2 separate regions of the Homo sapiens genome follow, and region 2 is linked to region 1. Evidence: chromatin contacts called from ENCODE Hi-C or POLR2A ChIA-PET data. All regions are on one chromosome and are shown on one strand. Each heading gives the region's core, a stretch centred on a gene start or an enhancer-like site at or near the end of the contact. The rest is flanking DNA. Distances are from core to core; before and after follow the strand shown. Region 1 overlaps INPP5D (inositol polyphosphate-5-phosphatase D). Region 2 overlaps INPP5D (inositol polyphosphate-5-phosphatase D).

Region 1 (4,217 bases), core at 1,459-3,958:
GACCCTGTCTCAAAAACAAAACAAAACAAAACAGAAAAACACCTGGGGGTGCTCCCATCTTGACTGAAACAATCAATATCCTAGATACAATCTCAACCTCAAGAAAAGACAGGAAGTTCACAGAGAACATTGATGTGATAGGGGATTATGGGTAGTTCTAATTTTCTGCTTTATTCCTCTCGGTGGGAAGGATGTTAGAAAGGACGCAAGGGCCAAAAGGTTGTAGGGTGGAGCCGAAGGGCCTCTTTTGCTTCAACTGTGGCCCTAGGTTTGAGACAGCCATTTATGCGACACGTCTGAGGCCACTCCAGGCCTCCCTGGCCACCCTGGAGCTGGCCCATGAGGGCGGCTTGCAGGACCTCAGACTCTTCCTTACTTTCCCAAAGAGGGGCCATTTCAAAGGCAGCAGCAGCCTCCCAGCTCAGTCTGCAGCGAGCAGCTCAAGATAGGCACCGCTTCTCTTAGGGGAGAGTCACTTCCCTTTCCAAGTCAAGAAAGGAGTTTTGGCTTTACAAGAAACCCACTCTCTTGGTGTGGGACAGTCAGGCCTGCGGGGCTGAGCCGTTCTGCCTTCGTCTGGCCTCACACAGGGCTCAGAGCACTGCCCCAACCCTCCCCCAACCAGGAAAAGCAGTGCAAGCTGAGTCCAGAAGGTTCTCAGGGTTTGAGTGGCACAGCAGCTGTTGAACAACTGCTTAACAGTTCCAGAGCGTACTCAGGTCCCTGAAGACATGAAGCCCATAGCCCAAAGAGCAGAGCTGAGGGAGATGGAGTTCCAAAATTTACCCCTCCTTCCCCACCACTCCCAGCACTGCCTAGAATGCTCTAAAGCACCTCCAGCTCCCTGCTGTCTCCACCCTCCTCCCCAGCAGCTTCCTTGTGCTGGGAGGTATGTGTGTGATCTCTACTTTCCAGCAGTTTCTTGGCAGTCCTTGCCCAAGGCCACATCGCTGACCAAATTGGACTTGAACCCAGATCCCAGCCGGGAATGGAGTCTGCTTTCATTCTAGGGGCACCTCACTGATTTACCACAAGGGACAGATGCCACCTGGGATCAAATATTATCTATAACCATGTGAAGGGCAAGAGGCCAAGCTCTCTGAGAGGCCACATTGCCCTGTCTCCCTGTCCCTCTGGGCAGAGTCCTGGGCTCATCCTTCCCCAGGGGACTCCAGACAGGCTTGGAAACACCTTCTGGATTGGAAGGAAGAAAGCTTAGCCGGGGAGGCCGGGAGGCCTGGCTGTGAGTTCCAACTTCCGCAGTTCTCAGCAACACTCATATTTAGAACGAGGGGGTTGGATGAAGTTACAGTTTGCATCCTGCCCTCCCATCTCGGATTTTTTTTAAGTCTGTGAAAGATGGAGTGAGAGAAAAGAGTCCCCCAGGTGAGGCAGCTCCTCTCCCTGATTGATACAGGGCTGTCATGGGCTATGACACGTGGGCCAACTCCATGAAGTTGGTCTGCAAAGAACAAAGATGAGATCTTTGGTGTTGACAAGAGAACAGAAGTCCCCAGGAAAAGAGCTAAAGTTACTAAACTAAGAAACAATGAAAGCCTTTCGGTGCTTCACTTGGCAAAATTTCAGGCCAGATTCTTATTTTGGGGAGCCTCGTATTCTGGTGGCACTGAACAGGCTCAGGTGTCAGGAATGAGTTATTTAGAAACTGTGGCTAAGCTCAGAAAAGACTGTGAGGTTTTGCCTCAACATGAAAAGAGGAACTTGAGTTAAAATAGGCAGAGATCAATAACTGCTAAAGCTTCCCCGAAGGGCTCTGAGTCTGCTTAATTGGGCATGAGTGTGCACTTGGTCCTCAGTGGACGTCTGCTGTCATTTACTCTTGGAGGTAGATTTTCGAAGGTGAGTCCACCTGGGAGAATCCTATGAGAATTCCCCTTTAATTCACCTTGAAGGAAAACCTCTTCAGACCACCTAGGTCCACAGCTCCCTGTACCATGTCAGCTACTGCGGAGGTCACAGATCTAGTGCCGGGGTCAGGAGCAGAGAAGTCCAGCAGAGCCGCCCATCTTCTCTGAAAGCTGCCCGCCCACTGTCCTGGCTAAGCGGAGACCTTAAGGAGGCACGCTGCCCCCACGACTCTGTCCCCATCTCTGAGAGGCAGAGGGGGGTACCTGCTCCAAGACAGCCGATTCATACACAGACTGGCAGCCCCTGAGTGGCTCATGCGGAGAAAGCCGTGGAGGCTGAGCCATCAGACTCCTTCTTAGGACTGGGGACTGAGAAGGGAGGCTGCTGGCTGGGAAGAGCGGCCCCACAGAGAAGAGCTGATCCATGGGAGAAGCTGCGTGCAGACCCCATGCTCTTCTGGTTCCAAGGCCCTAGGGCGGCCTTCTCCTTCCTGGCTCTGCACATCTCCACAAAGGCTGCCCACCCCTTACCCCTTACAGAGTCAGCCAAGGCGAGTTTCTGTTCCCTGCACCACCACCACCCCCTGCCCAGTAGCCTGATGAGGCCCCGGATTTCATCAGCAGTTCCCAGGGTCACAAGATGTCACAGTAGCAAGAGTATGATGGTGACAGAGAGGGGCAAACCGGAGACGCAGTCTACACATTTACAGGCGGCGGGTGCCGACTCTACTAGAAGCCACAGAGTCATGTCTTTTCCAGTCATACTTAAAGTTTTCTTCACTTTGAAGGAAGAGAAGAAACCACAAAGGGAAAAAAGATCAAAAGCATCGACCAACTTTTAACTTAAGAGAGTTTGCCGACTCCTCTCAGCAAACCACCTATCACAGATGCCAACTCTGCCAGAAAAGCTCATGCCCTCCTAGACTTGAAAAAAATGGTAGAGGTCATTGAGGCCAACTGCCTGCCCCAGACAGGGCTCCCCTCCGCTGCTCACATCCCACACATGGTGAAGAGCCCCTGTCAGAGACAGACATTCCCATGGCAAATAGCTGCCAAGCGCTGGAAAGGACCTTCTCGTACTAGGTGTGCCAACATCTGCTCCTGGTGACTGCTAAGAACCAGGCCAAACCTGCGGGCGCCCTAGGCCAGTGGAAAGCCTTCAGCAGATGTGCCTTAGAGGCTGCAGTGGACTCAGGGGCAGGAGGATGAGGCAGCCGGCAGCAATGCCAGCCTAACTACGCAGGGAGTGGTTCTGCTTGAGCCTAAACTCGCATCTCCTAAGGAGGCCTCGCAGCAAATGCCCCTGGACCGGGCTGCATCACACATGCCCCTTGGGCCTCTCTCAATCACATCGCTCCTCGAAGCAATTCCTTCCATCCTCATAAGCTGTCTTCCTGAGGGGCGTTCTGCTCACCACGCTCTCCCTCTTGACAACTTCTGGAGGATTTTTGCCTCCAGGGACTTGCCTGTGGTCTCCCCACACCTTGAGTCCAGCTCCCTGTCTACTACTGCATCCTAGTTAGCACAAAATGAATCATTCCCTTCAAGCTTTGAAACTGAAGAGTGTACCCTGCCTCTCCCCTCCCACTTCCACTTTCTTTTCAAACAAACTCCTCCAACGCCGTCATTGCTCTTCCATGACATGATATCCAAACCTTTGTCGACCCCGGCTACTCTGCTTGGGACGTGGATGCACTGCTGTGCCTCTTACTCTAGTCCCTGAGAACTGAGCATCTCTCTCTCTCTCTCTCTGTCACGTGCACACACACACACACACACACACACCCGGGATGTGGAAACTTTGTCTCCTTCCTTCTTGCCACCTCCATGTGCTCTTCATGTAGCCAGATAACAATAGCTTTCCTGGCTTCCACACACTCAGTTGTCACATTTTGTGGCGAAACAAAGGCTTTAGTAAACCGTGCTTAGGGTGGCCTTCCCGGGCTTGGACGGGTGCAGCTGATTTTTGTTTTTAAATTTAACTGCAGCCTGGCGGGGTGGCTCATGCCTATAATCCCAGAACTTTGGGAGGCCGAGGTGGGCAGATCATTCGCTGTCAGGAGTTTAAGACCAGCCTGGCCAACATGGAGAAACCCCATCTGTACCAAAAATACAAAAATCAGCCGGGCATGGTGGCGGGCACCTATAATCCCAGCTACTAGGGAGACTGAGGCAGGGGAATCACTTGAACCTGGGAGGTGGAGGTTGCAGGGAGCCGACATGGCGCCACTGCACTCCAGCCTGGGTGACAAGAGTGAAACTCTGTCTCAAAAATAAAAAATATTAAAAAATGAACTGCAAGTTTTGCACATTTTGACTTTGCTTGGTGAAATCAGATGCAGTGAGCAC
Region 2 (4,264 bases), core at 1,325-3,824, 120 kb before region 1:
TTTTTTGAGACGGAGTCTTGCTTTGTCACCAGGCTGGAGTGCAGTGGCGCAATCTCGGCTCACCACAACCTCTGCCTCCCAGGTTCAAGCGATTCCCCTGCCTCAGCCTCCCAAGCAGCTGGGACTACAGGCGTGCGCCACCATGCCCGGGTAATTTTTTGTATTTTAGTAGAGACGGGGTTTCACCATGTTGGCCAGGATGGTCTCGATCTCCTGACCTCGTGATCCACTGTGCCTGGCGAAACTCAGTTGCAAAACAAATTTATAATAACAATGAGATATAAATGATTTAGGCTCCTTTTCTTTATGGAATCTTCTTCCTCTGGGACTGACACTAGACTAAGTTTATCCACAGCCCCGCCTTTCTTCCTTTTAACAACTGCTGCAGAGGCAATGCAGGGTCAGGGATGTGTGGGACAGGCAGACCTGGGTTCAAATCCTGACTCTCCCTTCTCATGGAGCAGTTCCCAGGACCATCACTCGCATGTGTGCACATGCATGCGTTCACACATGCACGCACATATGCATGCGTGCACACACACATGCACACACATATGCATAGGTACACACATACGCACTCACGCATGCACACACACACAAATGCACACGAACCCACGTGTGGCGCAGCGCACCTGCATGGCAGTCCTGCCTAGAGGCCCTGGTGGCCCCTCCTCCGGCCGGTGCTTGCCGTGATGCGGGAGCTCGGTGTTGTCGCGGTAGTCGCGGCCCTTGGAGTGCTGGAGGTGCAGCACCGCCGGGCTCTTGACTGGCAGCGGCGGCCGCGGCGTCGGGGTGGGCGGGGTCTGCTGGTTGATTTCCGATCTGGAAGGCTTGATGGGCCTCTTGGCCGGCACCGGGGCCTGGGAGCTGACCGGGGTCTTGGGCTTCCCTTGGCTCTTGTCCCCGCCGGCCGCCCTGCCCTCGGCAGAGGATGAGCACGTGAAGGAGCGCAGCCGGGGCGCGGGCACCTGCTTGCCGGGCCCCTCGCCGCGATCAGCCTCCTGGGCTTTGGTGAGCACGATGCTGGGCGACAAGATGCCGGGTTCCGGGCAGGGCGGGGGTTCCTTCCGCGGCATTTTGGGGGATTCCTGGTCCTTCCTGGGAGCAGGCTTAGGGAAGGAACTCAGGGACCCATACAGGGGGTTCTCAAACATCTCGGGCTTCGTCAGCGGCAGGTCCTCCTGAGGCAGCGTGTCCCCTGCGTTCTTCCCCAGGTCACTGGGCCTAGAGCCAGGGACAGAGCAGGGAAGACACATGTCCAGGGGAGAAGACATGGGAGCATGGCTGCTTAATGGCTCTGGGTCTTTCTTTGGGGTGATACAAATGTTTCTGAACTAGATAGAGACATGTAACATTGCAAATTTACTGAATGGCACCAAATTGTTTTGTCTTGTTTTGTTTTAGAGACAGAGTCTCGCTCTGTCACCCAGGCTGGAGTGCAGTGGTGCGGTCATGGCTCACTGCTGCCTCAACCTCTTGGGCTCAAGCAGTCCTTCCCCTCAGCCTCCCAAGTAGCTGAGACTACTTGGGAGTAGCTGGGAGTAGCTAGGAGTAGCTGGACATTGCTGGGAGTAGCAATGCCTCCAGGCCTGGCTAATTTTTTAGTTTTGTTTTATTCTGTAGAGATGGGGAGTCTCACTATATTGCCCAGGCTGGTCTTGAACTCTTCGCTTCAAGCAGTCCTCTCACTTTGGCCTCCCAAAGTGCTGGGATTATGGGCATAAGCCACTGTGCCCAGCCTAGCAAACTGTTCATTTTGAAATGGTTAATTTTATGTTAAGTGAATTTCACCTCAAGTGAAAAAAAGGAAGAGGAAACAGTACTGTGTTCATCATACGTTGTCCTCAAAGACAGCCTCAGTTCTGGCCTGGGACCTTTTCCACTATAAAACCTGTTCACATCAGAGCATCTGTGAGCAAGGGGCATGGCACTGGAGGATTTGTGGGAGAAATGAAGTGAGAACTTACATGGCACCTCAGTATCAACCCCTCATCCTCATCAGATGAGCCTGCTCTCCACAGCCCCTTCCCACCTCCCCAGTCAACAGGCCTCCTTTCCCGGTTCCTCCCATCCCCACCCCGCAGCCTCTCCTCTGACTCCAGCAATTCTGCTCCGACCCAGCATTTGCATGACCGCTCAGGAAGGCGATCACACCTCCTCCTCAGGAACCACTTGTGCTACTTGAGGGTGAAAGCTCAAGAGGCTCCATCTACCAAACTCATGTGTGAGACACTTTCCCAGGCACAGCAACACAGCCACAAACAAGGACAGAATCTGAGCTCAGGGGGCCCGACATCCCGGTTAACACAGTGTCCTTCCCAGCCACATGAAGTCCTCTCCCTGGAAGCCTCTCCTAACTCACAGTGGAAGGAACACGTGGTGGCTGTGGTGCAAGTCAGAGGGAACTTGGACACTTGCGAGTACTGGGGAAGCCAAGGCCAGTAGCTAGAAGAAAGGCCCACTCAACTCATGGGCAGGGGAAGCTCCTGTGTTGTGACCCAAAGTAGGCAAGTGCTGCCTTTGCTTGTTTGTGTTCTGATTTATCACTGCTCTGACTGGAGGTGATTTCCTGCTGAGCAAACTATGAGAACGAGAAATGGGAACACATTTTACTTCCTGACTAGCAGCAGAATCTCCCAGGGGAGTGTTCTGGGTTCTGCTTTCTACAGAAAAGGAAGCTATCGTGAAGAAATTGTGGATCGCTGGGAACCCACTGAGCTGTTGAGGCTGTTGCGCCTGTTACTGATGGGATGTGCACTGAGAAGCTGCTCACAGGCACTCAACAGTGACTCTGGGGAGCAGGTGTGGGCTCAGGGGACAAAGGCGGGATGTCGTCCTCACACAGGTGCCGGTGAGAAGCCATGGAGCTCCAGGGAGGCTGGCCTCCGGGACACACCAAAGGGAGCCTGACTGTGCACCTGGGGGTGTTGCCCATTAATTTTTGGAAACACCTTAGAGCAGGTGCATACATAGAAATGCTGGGGCCTCAAACAAGGACTTTGGAAAGGGCCCCCTCCATGTTCAGCCCTCTTCTGACCCCCGTGTGGACCCTCAAAGGCCGTTGCTGTGAGTTAGCCAAGGGAAGAGGGCACAGGAGGGTGCAACTGGCATGGTCACAAGTTTTCAGATGAAGGAGCAAGAAGTCCTGACCTCTGACCACCCTCTCTCAGGGGCTGAGATGGGAGGAGGGGGCTGACTTCAGAGAACTGGGGGCAGGACCAGGAAGAGCCCTGGGTGCAAGCCCTTTTGTGATTCTAAAGCTCACTCCTCTGGGAAAAGAGCAGTGAGATAGAGACCAGGGAAGCCTTCCCTCTAAGAGGAGGCTTCTGTTGCACTTAGAGAGGGGAAGCTTGGTGGGGCGGGCGGGGAAGACTGGGGAAAACCATGAAAAACTCAAAAGTAAGTCTTATTCCCCTGACCAAAGGTAACAAGAAATTGACTCCTATAGCAGGCCACAGTTGTTGAATAAGGGAACCGATATCTAGGGGACGAGTTGATTCCTGCAGCAAATGACTGTACTTCTCAGATTCAGGAGACGAGTCTCATCTCCAAAGCAGCTAAGCACTGGCCAGGGGCTGAGAAGAGTCCCCTTCCTAATTGCACAGCTTCGATCTGGGGTCACCAGTTGTCCTTGCTTACGCAGGACTGAAGGGTTTCCTGAGATGTGGGACTTTCAGTGCTAAAACTGGGACAGTACTTGGCAAACCGGGAAGGTCAGTCCCTGCACTTGGGTCTGGGTGATGGTGGGGAAACACTGATGGTGCTTGGAACACCCCCTTCCACAGCCTTTGCTCTGGCTGAGCCTGGGACCTGGAGCAGCGGAAAGGGATGAGGCAGGTGTGCGAGCTGCAGGGCTCCAGGCTCCAAGCGCCTCCTTGGTGAGCAGTGAGTTAGAAGCGTACCCTGGGGGCCCCTTGCCCGTGGATGGCAGCCTGTCTGCAGCTGTCACCATGGGGCTGTGGGGAGCATGCTCCCACCAAGCTGTGTGCTCGTTGTTATGCACCAAGATCCATTCGCTTTGGGAGCTGAAAAGCATTCACTTACACAAATAATCATGCTCCTTTTTCTTTCTGGTTGCTTAGAGCTCCATTTCCTGGGGTCTCCAAAGAGGTGGCCACACAGGCACCTTGATACCCACTGAATAGTGCCTTTTGTCCTCATATTTCCAGGGCAGGAAACTGAGGCTGTTTCTCCTCCCTCCAAGTTTCTTAGGGAATGACCAGGGTCTGACACCCTATCAACAAACTCTGTACAGAGGCAGAGA

What was found. A loop is a pair of places that touch in the nucleus more often than their neighbours do. ChIA-PET counts read pairs that join two places held with the same protein, here RNA polymerase II (POLR2A). Pooled maps may share reads with other maps.
Region 2: a map of GM12878 shows a loop between it and region 1 (2.7-fold over the local background). The contact joins two enhancer-like sites. A Hi-C loop is called at or near these places in 1 of 168 maps with a recorded cell type or tissue (GM12878) and 2 of 50 pooled maps. POLR2A ChIA-PET finds 5 or more read pairs at or near these places in 3 of 52 experiments (GM12878, activated T-cell and activated naive CD8-positive, alpha-beta T cell).

Annotation. Positions count from the first base shown.
Region 1 is chr2:233,079,867-233,084,083 of GRCh38, reverse strand. All of the region lies in intron 2 of INPP5D (inositol polyphosphate-5-phosphatase D), which reads right to left. Among named protein-coding and RNA genes, the nearest start is that of INPP5D, 22 kb to the right of the region's middle. RefSeq lists enhancers at 1,631-1,780, 2,291-2,380. Within about 2 kb of position 2,708, at least 12 of the 41 ENCODE cell types and tissues checked have a DNase peak (open chromatin) inside an H3K27ac peak, as active enhancers do; they include GM12878, where a contact is called at or near this core.
Region 2 is chr2:233,201,086-233,205,349 of GRCh38, reverse strand. It overlaps INPP5D (inositol polyphosphate-5-phosphatase D), which reads right to left. Exons shown (of 27, transcript NM_001017915.3): 26 at 633-1,224. It also overlaps the pseudogene RN7SL32P. Among named protein-coding and RNA genes, the nearest start is that of ATG16L1, 48 kb to the left of the region's middle. Within about 2 kb of position 2,574, at least 3 of the 41 ENCODE cell types and tissues checked have a DNase peak (open chromatin) inside an H3K27ac peak, as active enhancers do; they include GM12878, where a contact is called at or near this core.